2 separate regions of the Mus musculus genome follow, and region 2 is linked to region 1. The links are chromatin loops, found by intact Hi-C in ENCODE. Cell type or tissue: left cerebral cortex. All regions are shown on one strand. Each heading gives the region's core, and the rest is flanking DNA. Links, peaks and the distances in the headings are about the cores only. Region 1 overlaps Kif6 (kinesin family member 6). Region 2 overlaps Apobec2 (apolipoprotein B mRNA editing enzyme, catalytic polypeptide 2).

Evidence for each region. Hi-C counts contacts between places; a loop is a spot of excess contacts. Peaks named below come from ENCODE experiments on the same cell type or tissue, not always from the same donor. Only the 100,000 strongest peaks of a DNase experiment are listed, where the experiment ranks them.
Region 2: it touches region 1 in a loop (4-fold over the local background); 3 of 42 quality-filtered maps call a loop at or near these places.

The regions. Positions count from the first base shown.
Region 1 is chr17:49,880,912-49,886,288 of GRCm38, reverse strand. The region is part of intron 16 of Kif6 (kinesin family member 6); the gene reads right to left. Among named protein-coding and RNA genes, the nearest start is that of Gm16555, 62 kb to the right of the region's middle. In left cerebral cortex, for the core only: a CTCF peak has its summit at 2,943 (motif pointing left); a DNase peak (open chromatin) is centred at 2,745.
Region 2 is chr17:48,427,322-48,432,698 of GRCm38, reverse strand. Apobec2 (apolipoprotein B mRNA editing enzyme, catalytic polypeptide 2) reads left to right here. Exons shown (of 3, transcript NM_009694.3): 1 at 1-220. The coding sequence starts at 90. Among named protein-coding and RNA genes, the nearest start is that of Apobec2, 2.7 kb to the left of the region's middle. In left cerebral cortex, for the core only: no CTCF peak of the experiment used is centred there; a DNase peak (open chromatin) is centred at 2,563.

The DNA.
Region 1 (5,377 bases), core at 293-5,292:
GAGAAGGCCTGAGCACCTGCAGGAGCTGGCAAAGGACAGTAGGTGCGGAGGCCACGAGGAAACCGAGGCAGAGTGGATTTGGCCCCTTTAGGCCATGGTAAGGACTCTGGCATTGAGATTGTGAGAAGCTGAGGGGTAACAGTGGTGGGATGGGGGTAGGGAAGTCCCTTGATCTAGTCTTTTGTAGCTGATCTGAGACTGCAATGAAGAGCCCCTTTGATGGTGTGTGTGTGTGTGTGTGTGTGTGTGTGCGCGTGCGCGCGCCAGGATTCTCTAAGCTTGTTGAAAGGTTCTGGGAAAGAGGACTGGGGCAAGGGACCTCCAGCAGCTGGGATGAAGGCACAGTGTCCCTGAGTCACAAGCTACCCTCAATGTCCCAGATGGTCCCGAGGCCAAAGGTGATGTTTGTTTTGTAGACTGCATTGGGACGCACCAGGAGCCAGGAGCCAGCCCCTGTGAAGAGAAGTCTGGGCTGGGCAGTCAAAAGGAGGCAAGTGAAAACAGACTGAGGGAGGACAGAGCAGGGAGAGAAAGGGAGCTTGGGCTTGCAGGCCTTTGTTCCCACTGGGACCCTGGCCATGGGCAGAACTGACTGTCACCTCACAGGAGGCACAGGGGAGGGCATCCTTTCAATGGGAGGATTCTTTCTCAAAGGATAGTACAGGAGAGGATATCCCTGAGTGACCTTTTGGAGGTCACTATGATGAACAGTCAGCTTCAAAGCAACACAGAAAAGCAAGTAGAAAGGGTTTAGTTTTACCCTGGCGGATGTCTATCTGGATGTCACACCAGGAGGACGCCTCAAGCAGCTGGATAGCATACTTCAAATCAGGAAGCCAGAGGGTAGGGCACTCAGTCCCCTCATTGCTGCCAAGGCCAGCCAGGGGGCCCTTCTGCCTGAGTTTGTTCTACTGGGGAGGTCTCTAGCCCCTGCTTCTCCTCTTCCGAGATCCTCCACTCCGCGCTCTACACAGTTATCTGGTGCCTGAACTGTACGAAATCTCATTTCTCTGCTTCAGTGGCTCTTGACTGAGGAGCTCTTCGAAATCACTTATGGAGCTTGTCAAAGCACAGCGGCAGCTGGGCCCCGGTCCAGACCTGCTGAGTTCAGATTTGTTAGCATGTCCTCTGGAGATCCCGATGCCACCCCTTGTTAAGGAACCAGCTAAGGCTCTGGACCCTTCGCTGTAAATGTCTGTGCAAGAGAGTTCCGGAGACGACAGGACCTGCACAGGAGATGGCTTGTGGGACAGAGTGTGTCCTCACAGCTCCGGCTTGCCCTGCAGATGTTTGAGGGCCACTGTGATGAAGAAGGAGCTCAGGGGTTTGCAGAAAGGACCACGCTCTGTGAAGCCGGAGCTGCCTGCAGTTGGCCCTCTTTAGGTGCTTGGCCCAATGTATGTAATAATATACACCACGTGACTGTCACCAGACCTCCCAGGTGTCATCTCACGAAATATTCACACCTCCTGTTCACACACACAGGGGACTTGGCCTTATCAAAGCCGGGGTCTCTCCCTCTGCAGGTGATTCCGTGACTAAAGGATACACAGGCTGCTCACTGAAGTCCGTATTAACTTACCCTAAGTGAGGCAAGGAGATGCTGTTTCCCTGAAATGACTTTCAGATCTGCAGCAGGGCCAAAACAAAGCCTCAGCACCCAGGCGCTGGCTTGTAAGGACTGCCATTCACTAACCCAAGCGCAACAACCTGTGCCGAGCTCCCGCTGGCCACGCGCAACTTAACCACTGGCTATGAGCAGGAGTCTACCGAAATCCAGGTCATCTCATGGGACTCCCGGGAGCAATCTGTCCCACCATCTTGACCACACTAGAGGTATGCAGGCAAGCAACGACAACAATTCCAACAACACTGTGAAACTGAGAGGGGTCTCTGGGCTTCTGTAGAGTATAGACTGTGGGGCCTAACATAGCCGTCACTTGGCCTGGGCCCAGCATGGCAGGAAGCAGTAGGCTCAGTTGTTCTCCCATACCAGACAGGGTATCAGAGCAGTCAGGCATTTCCTTAGCTAACCAGTGAATTCTTTCAACCCCCCACTCTGGGTTTCTGTGAGCTAAACTGCCTCCTAGAGACGTAGATCACTCAGCTTCGTCTTGTTTGAGGAGTCAAAGCGTCTCCTCTTATGGAGACTAATGGTGTCCAATGGTCAGAAAGTCTCTGGCTTCCCAATTAGACCAGATCCTGTGTGATGGCTCACATTTATTGTCAATTGAAATCATCACACTGACGGGTCCTCAGCGCCATCATCTATCTCGGTTTCGGCTCTGTGGAGTACCTTAGCAGCACATGGCATGCCTGGACTTCCGCTGCCATGAGAGCACCTGGGACACACTCATCCCTGCCCCACATTCCCTGCACACACTGTCTGTCATCCCCTCAGGGAGAACAGATGATCCTCGAGAGGAGAAAGGTGACACTTTAATACAACCACAAATGTCTAAGTCATGGAAAAGCACAGGCAAGACAGCCCCCCTTCTACCCTAGGCTGCTGTTGCCCCAAATCACATGCTTTGGGTGGCATTCTTCCCAGGCGGTTTCATGTTCCCAGAGGAGGAGCTGGGTCACAGAGACGAACAGTGTGCACAAGGTCAATCAGCAACATGGCAAAGATCCTTGGAATACTCCACACTCGAGAAAGGCGGGCCTCATACTTCCTTGAGCTTAGCTCTGTGGTCACGGCTTCTCTCTCTGGGAGCTCTCTCTCCCACTCACATCTGCTCACAGACCATTCTGACTCATATCTTTCCATGTTCTCTAATCTACCCATGATCCTCTCACCACACTCCTTCTCATCTTCAAGATCCTGCTTTAGAAGCAACGTGTCTCTTGTAACCCTCCGTTTAGGCACAAGAGAGATGGCTCTGTGGCTTGGAGCATATTGCTCTCCCTGAGGACCTGAGTTCAGTCCTGGGCTCACAATGGACTGCAATGCCAGACGCCCTCTGCTGGCCTCCTTGGACATTACACTCATGTACACATAGCCTCTCTCACACACATACATGCATATAATTCAAAACAATAAAAATAAATCCTAAAATCTTCTCTCCTGCCCTCTCAGCTTCAAGGCTCCATTGTGGCCACATGGCTGTCATAATGGCTTCCCAGAAGGGAATAAGTATGAGACCCACATGCAGGTCTTTGGGAAGCGAGGTTTCCCTATGCCAGAGAGAGGGACTTAGACTTTCTCTCTATGGAGATCTGAATGACACTGGTAAGTAGTGTGGGCCAATCCCCTGACAGGCTGTCAGAGAGCTTACTTTGATTTCTTTGGGGATCATTTATCACACACAGGAGCCACAAATGGGCTCCAAGGTGGCACAGCATTGAGGGTGAGGGCTGGCTGAGCCCTCTTGACTCTCATGTAACCTCAGACAAGGAGTGGAGCAGATGCCCTGGGAGACACTCTAAAAATAATTTTAAAAAGAAAGGAAGGAAGGAAGGAAGAGAGAGAGAGAGAAAGAAAAAAGAAAGAAAGAAAAAAGAAAGAAAGAAGGAAGGAAGGAATGAAGAAGGAAGGAAGGAAGAAGGAAGGAAGGAAGGAAAGAAAGAAAGAAAGAAAGAAAGAAAGAAAGAAAGAAAGAAAGAAAGAAAGAAAGAAAGAAAGAAAGAAAGAAAGAAACTATCCATTTTCCCCAGTCCACATCTTTCTCTTAAATGGGGGCTGGGGGGAGGGATGTATGTCTGGAGATGTGTTCCCTTCCATCATAGCCAGCAAGTAGGGCTTGGAAGAGGCCAACAGGAAGCTTGGTGGGCACCCCACAGTCCATGTGTGCCGAGTGAGGAGTGAACACTGGCCTCCTGGGTGATTTCGAGCCATGAGTGTACTGTTTCTGAATCAAGAAAAGATATACAGAGTGGGCTCTAATGAGCCGGTGTGAGCTGGTTTCAGCACACCCCTAGATCCTCTAGCACACTCCAGGAGACCAAGAACATTTTTAATAAGGCCCCCTGGATGGAACAGGACCCCAGGAAAAGTGAACCATGGGTAAGGCACAGCTTCCTGGGTTTGCGACAGGCCTGTTGCTCCTCACGGCATTGCTTCTCATGCTCACGTCTGTTTGTCCCCCCACCCCCACCCCCACCCCCTTCACCCTGGGGTTCTGGCTTCCGTGGGCTTCTTTAGCCTGGTATCCTGCCTGAAATCAGTCAGTGGAGATCATTAGCGGGCACCCGAGGGGAGGGAGAAGACAGAAAGCAAGACAGCTGAGGAGCTGTCTCTGCAGGGACTCGACTTGACTGTCACATTCAAGCTTCAGTTGTGTCCCATGGCCAAGGTTTCGATGCATCCCTCCCAGTCTCCATATGCCAGTTACTGCTCACATATGCCATGGTCCTACGGCTCTACGAGTGACAATACTTTCTGCTTTGATTGTACCCCTGGGGTGCTAGGTTGGCCCTTTTGGCTTTTCTACACTTGCCTACACCTTTATGAATAATAAAGCCTTTCTTCAATTTACTTCACAATACCTAATATGACTACTACCATATATCCTTCTTGTCAAGACCCCTGGTCACATGAGGTGCATAGCTGTCCAAATAAAAAGCATACTCTCCAGTGAAGGACTTAAGGTGGAAGACCTCCAGAGACCCCAAATGAGGAAGAGTCCAGTCACATACATGTCACAACAGTATCAGATAGGGGACAACTGTGTCCTTACTGACAGCCTCTTCTTGTGGCAATGGAGCCTTAATGGGTGGAGCAAGGAAGGAATTAGAGTGAGAGCAGCTGACCACAGACACATGACCTTAGCTGGGGTTAAGACAGAGAAGTAAGAACTAAGAACTGCAGTAAAACATGACTTTTTTTTTTTAAGATAGGGTATCTCTGTGTAACTCTGACTGTCCTGGAACTCACTCTGTAGATAAGGCTGGCTTTAAACTTACAGAGGTCCGCCTATCTCTCCTACCATGTGCTGGAATTAAAGGCATGCACAACGAACCATTTAGTTGGTTGTTTTTGTGATGAACAATGAATGACCAGTTGAATTGTGTGGTCACTCAGTTTCTGTTTGACATGGAGAAGCCAAACATCCTGTAAGCATTTCAGAGAGAGAGAGAAAGACACACACACACACACACACACACACACACACACACACAGAGTGAGAGAGAGAGACAGAGAGAGATCACGCACCAAGATAGTGATATTCACGTACATGGCCCTCCGCACTGTTCAACATGCTGGGTGTGCTCTCCACACTGTTGAGCCCACATAACTGCCCACATGCTTGGAGGCAGGAATGAGAACTGGCACATTTATGTTTTTCCCTTTAAGTCAGTGATCCTGACACAGTCACAGTGAGGCTACTTAGGATGAATTTGAGTAGGCATGGGATTCTCACTTTATTATCAAGGC
Region 2 (5,377 bases), core at 313-5,312, 1.5 Mb after region 1:
AGGCTTAGCTGCTGACAGCTGCTTGGGACTCTGCCGCCAGGCCCTTGGCTGGCTTGACAACCTCTCCACATTTCGGCCACAGTTCCTCCATGGCTCAGAAGGAAGAGGCCGCTGAGGCTGCGGCGCCAGCCTCTCAGAATGGAGATGATTTGGAGAACCTGGAAGACCCTGAGAAGCTGAAAGAGCTGATCGATCTTCCGCCCTTCGAGATTGTCACTGGGTAAGCCTTGTGTGGGGGCTGGGGCTCCTGCCTGGGAAAGGGTGGGGTCTGAGCAGGCTGTGGAAGGTTAGGACAAGAATAGGGAAGCCCAAGGTCAGCCACAAGCTGTGCGTCCAGCATGCTAGCAGGAGGCTTCTGGGCAGCAAAGGCCTCTTGTCTTTTTTAATTAATTAATTAATTAATTAATTAATTAATTAATTAATTTGAATCAGTGTTTTACCATGTAACTCTGGCTGGCCTGGATCGCACTATGTAGACCAGGCTGGTCTTGAACTCACAGCGATCCTCCTCCTGCCTCTGCCTCTTCATTGCTGGGATTAAAAGCAGCTAACACCAGGTCCAGATACTCTTGGCTTTTTGAGGTGACAACTTAGACCCTGTAATCAGGAGGATGTGGAAGGAATGGAACCCCCAGAATGAAACTACATAACATTTTCTTCATGGCAGTCTCTGCAAATGTGCAAAGGCAGAATGGGTGCCATACTGAGAGAAGTTTCTGGAAGAGTGGTGGTATGGATGCTGTGGAGAAGGAGAAGGGGCCCTGGCAGCGATCGGTCTTGCGGGGTATCGGACATCATCTGCCTGTGCATATAGCCCAATCCCAACAAGTTCAGTGAGAACGGCATATTTAAAGATGGCCCCAGCAAGAAGTCATCTCCAAGCTGCAGATACTGGAAGCTTAAGCACAGTTTATAGCCACTGGGCTCAAGTTAGTCTACAGGGTCCCCTCTTGTCCAGATTGTGTTGCCCCCAGAAATGAATGCAAGTAGCCTTTCTCCTTATCTCTCTCTATTCCTAGAGAGGAAGATGCCGCTAAATCCAAGTTTCCTTCCTGAACTTCGGTTCCCTTCATAGCATTTCTCCAGCAATGCGCGCAAAGGCTGGGTGGGGGCACACCAAGTCTCAGGAGGAACAAAGGCCTGAAGGAGGAGGAGCAGCCCTGGGGAGCAGTTTGGACTTGCTGTTTTATGCTTGACCTGTATTGCTCCAGGCCTGGCCTCTACTTTCTTGTTTCAAACATGAGGAAGCTACCCGACTTGATTCTTAATGTCCCTTCCTGCTCAGATATTTTCTGACTTCTAAGAGAACCCAGGGGGAAGTGTTGCTTGGTTTCTGAGATGTGAGTAGGCATTGAACTTCCATTCACTCTTGCTCGCCCAGATCATCTTGCGCTCATCCTAGGATTAAGGCAGCAGCTGGGCACAGACTAATATAGACACAGGGGAAGCCTAGGGCAAATAGGCCAGCAGGGTCCTCCATTCCAGTGGCTCGCCTATGGGAGAGGATCCTTTTACTGACACCCGAGCATCCTGGACCATGCTGTCCTGGGTTACACACATACCTTCCACTCTATGCAGCTTTTGATCTCCCAGGTACAGGGCAAGGTGGGTCAACAATAAAATTAGACCTTTTTTTAAAGTGAAGATGTATTGGGGTCCCGGGGAAATGGAGCCTAAAGGTTCTCTGAAGTAACTGGCATTTGTCTAAGGCTTTACAACACATAGTGAAGAGAATATGCTTATTCACCCTCAGGTAATGCAGAGAGAGAGAGAGAGGAGATGGGAGAAGGGAGAGGGGAGAGGGGAGAGGGGAGAGGGGAGAGGGGAGAGGGGAGAGGGGAGAGGAGAGAGGGGAGAGGGGAGGAGAAGCAGAGTCAGGGAAACGAAACAATATACCTAAGACCACAGAACCAGGAAGCTGTAGGTTTTAGGACTCCTAGCCAAGTGTCTGGCCCACAGGTCTCCCACGGTAATGAGAGTTAGAGGTTTTCTATGACTCACGGCTCAGGGAAAGGGACACAGAGGGGTACCATTCTGAGATCTCTGAGAGCACTTCTGGATGGAGGCAGGACTCTGAGTGTTTCCTGGACACAGACAGCAGCTGTGGTGATCTGTCTCTTGGGCCTCTCTGGATAAACAGTTACTTAAAATAGCCCAGAGGTGTGGCTGTGCCTTTGCAGGGCCAGCAAAGATGGCTCGCCTTTCCTTCCTTTCCAAAGGGCCGGCGAAGCTGCTCCCTTCCTAGTCTAGACTCCACAGGGAACCAGTCTAAAATGCTCCTTAGATTTGGGCTGAAACCAGTAGAAGAGTGGGGGGGGGGGGGTGCTTTGCAGGGAACAGATCGGGGAGAGGAGTGTTTATAGAGGAATGAGAGAGACTTGTCTGTTGTGATTGTTTACATGGGGTACTTCAGATGGACAGATAGACAGAAAGCAGTCCTGAGCATAAGAACAAAGAAAGATGGTGGAAGATTCTGAAAAGGGTCTCAAACCACAGTGTGTGATGAAGGCAGTTCCTCCCATCTGGAGAGGAGACTCTGCCCACCTCTTCCCTGGCCTGTATCCAGGGATTTCCACTGATACCCTGAAGTCTTCACAGTGCAGGATTTACACGAGAGAAATCAGCAAATATTGGGCTTGCAAAATGGCTCAACAGGTAAAGGTCCTTGGCCTGCAAGCCCAGCAACCTGAGTTCGATTCCCGGAACCCACACAAAGGTGGAAGGGGAGAACTGACTTCACAAAATTGTCCTCTGGCTTCCACACGGGTGGCATGACATGCACAGACTGCTGTCCACACCACACAGCATGTGCAACAAATGAACATACACACGATGATGATGATAATGATGGTGGTGGTGGTTGTGATATATAAAAAAAAAAATCATGTTACAGCTTAGGGAATTTTTTTCTTTTCCTCAAAGAGCTGAGTATATTTCTCTCAGTTCCAGAAGTTTCTCTTTCTGTGGTTTGGTTAAACTCAGGATGGCTTTTTGAAAGATGCGACCTGAGACGTAGAAAAGCTATTATCCATTATTAAGCATCTACCATTGTTCAAAGTCTCAGTGATTGGATCACTCACTCATTTGCATATAGAAATACACCTCAGAGGGACAGGGACTTTGCTCAAGGTTAGCCAGAGTCATAGGGCATGAATTCTAGGACTTTATGACTACAAAGCGTAGTACTACCCCTAAGCAAACCACAAAGAGGGCTTTTATAGTCACAAATATTAGCACGCTATGAATTGCACGCTCACTGCTTGTTTCCGTGAGAATAGCTCTCCTACACGAGACTCTCCTGCACCACTTTATCTCCAGCTCTCAACTGGTACTCAATAAATATTGGTGGGGCAAATGAATGGACCTAATGAATGAGCACTTCCGTGTGTTAGGCTCTCTGCAAGCCACTGTGATGGGAAGCAGACCAGAGAGAGGGGTGCTTATGCAGAGAAGATCAGAACACAGAGAGACTTGCAGTTCTCAGCACAGACAGAATTTTCCGGGCATGCCCTTGCAGCAAGCTCAGGGATGCTTGAGGACAACGTGATCCCCATCTTTCCATCTCTGCCATGAGTGACATCGAATATGTTTCTGTAGAAAGCACGGCCTGCTGCCACAGGGGTTCCTGCAGACTGAGGATAAATGGCAGGATGAGTTTTCTTTTAACCACATCTTATTCTTCTACACTTACTTATTTTACTGTATCTGAACGGATGTTTTACTCACTATGCAGTGAGCCTTCAACATCAGTTGTGTGTGTGTGTGTGTGCACGTTTGTGTGCACCCATTTGTGTGAGTGTGGGGAGCATGCACACCATGATGTACATACATGTGGAGGTCAGAGGAGAACCCCCTTGAGGGTCTATCCCCATCTTTCACCTGTTTGAGGCAGGGCCTCTTGTTTTTTCCACTGTGTCTGATCGATGGCCCGTGAGCTGCCAGGAAATATTCTGTTTCTGCTTTCCACATTCCCGTAGGAATGCCCGGATTACAGACAAGGGCACTCCCACATCTGACTCTTTACTTAGGTTCTGAGGACTCAAAGTTGGGTCCTGACTCTTGAACAGCAAGCACTTTAGCCACTGAGCTTTAGTGTTTTTTTGAGACAGGGTCTCACTATGTAGCTCTGGTTATCCCGGAACTAATTAAGTAGACCAGGCTGCCTTCCAGTTCACAGAGATCCACCCATCTCTACCCCCACTCCCAACCCCCAAGTGCTGGGTTAAAGTCATCGGCTATAACACCCATGCCCTATTAGTGTCACATTTCCCCACCCTGGTCTCTGGACGTGCTGGGGAGTGTGCTACTAGAACCAGGAAACGGCCCACCAGCTGCCACCCTGGCCTTCAGGGCGGATCAACAGAGTGGAAAGAGTGTCTCCCACAGAGAAGGCACAGACTTCCTGCTTGCCTCAGGCAGACAACTTCTTGCAGCCCTGCAAATCTAGCATCCTTTCCTCAGCTCTGCACTCCTCTCCCCGAGCAGCATCCCATATTGAGCAGGCCTGAGAAAGGCGGTTACTGAGAGCCGCAACTCTTCCTGTAACACACACATGTCGCACACGGGTCTGTTGGGGATAACCTGAGACATATCAGTATCTGAGCAGACTTTCCACTCCAGGGTTACTTTTGTAGCAAAAAAAAAAAAAAAAAAACTCATCTCTGACCAGCTAGATGCTGGGGATTCCTAGTCTACTTCCTCTCACTGTATATTTGCGCTTAGGAAACAATTTTTTTTTTTTTGGTTTTTTGAGACAGGGTTTCTCTGTGTAGCCCTGGCTGTCCTGGAATTCACTCTGTAGACCAGGCTGTCCTCAAACTCAGAAATCCGCCTGTCTCTGCCTCCCAAGTGCTGGGATTAAAGGCGTGCGCCACCACGCCCGGCTAACACAAATGTTTTAACGTTTACACCTTAGAAAAAAAATGCATACCACATATGCCCATATTAGGTCCCCCTTATTCGGCTGACTTTGTTTGTTTGTTTGTTTGTTTGTTTGGCTAGATATTAGGATTCTGGTTTGTTCCATTCAATGCCCATTGTAAGCGGTGCCTACAAGCAAGAACTGGAACCACACCCCAGGTCTACATCTGAACGAGTGACTAAATACAGAGAAACAAGACTTCCAGTCGAGTGTCACTCTAGCCTCCCCTCCCCCAACACACATGCGCAAATGCACACAATTACACAAATGCCCACTGCTTCTTTAGTGGGGAAATCTACTGAGGTGGAGAGTGATGCTTAGGCACACTGTGTTCTTAGGAAACAGGTTGAGAGTGGAGAAATTAGACAGACGCCTCTGCTTCCTTTCCTCCCCTAAGGGGCTAAGTAGTCCTGGCATATCCCGTGTTTCCCCAGTTGCCTGAGGTACCCATGTGAC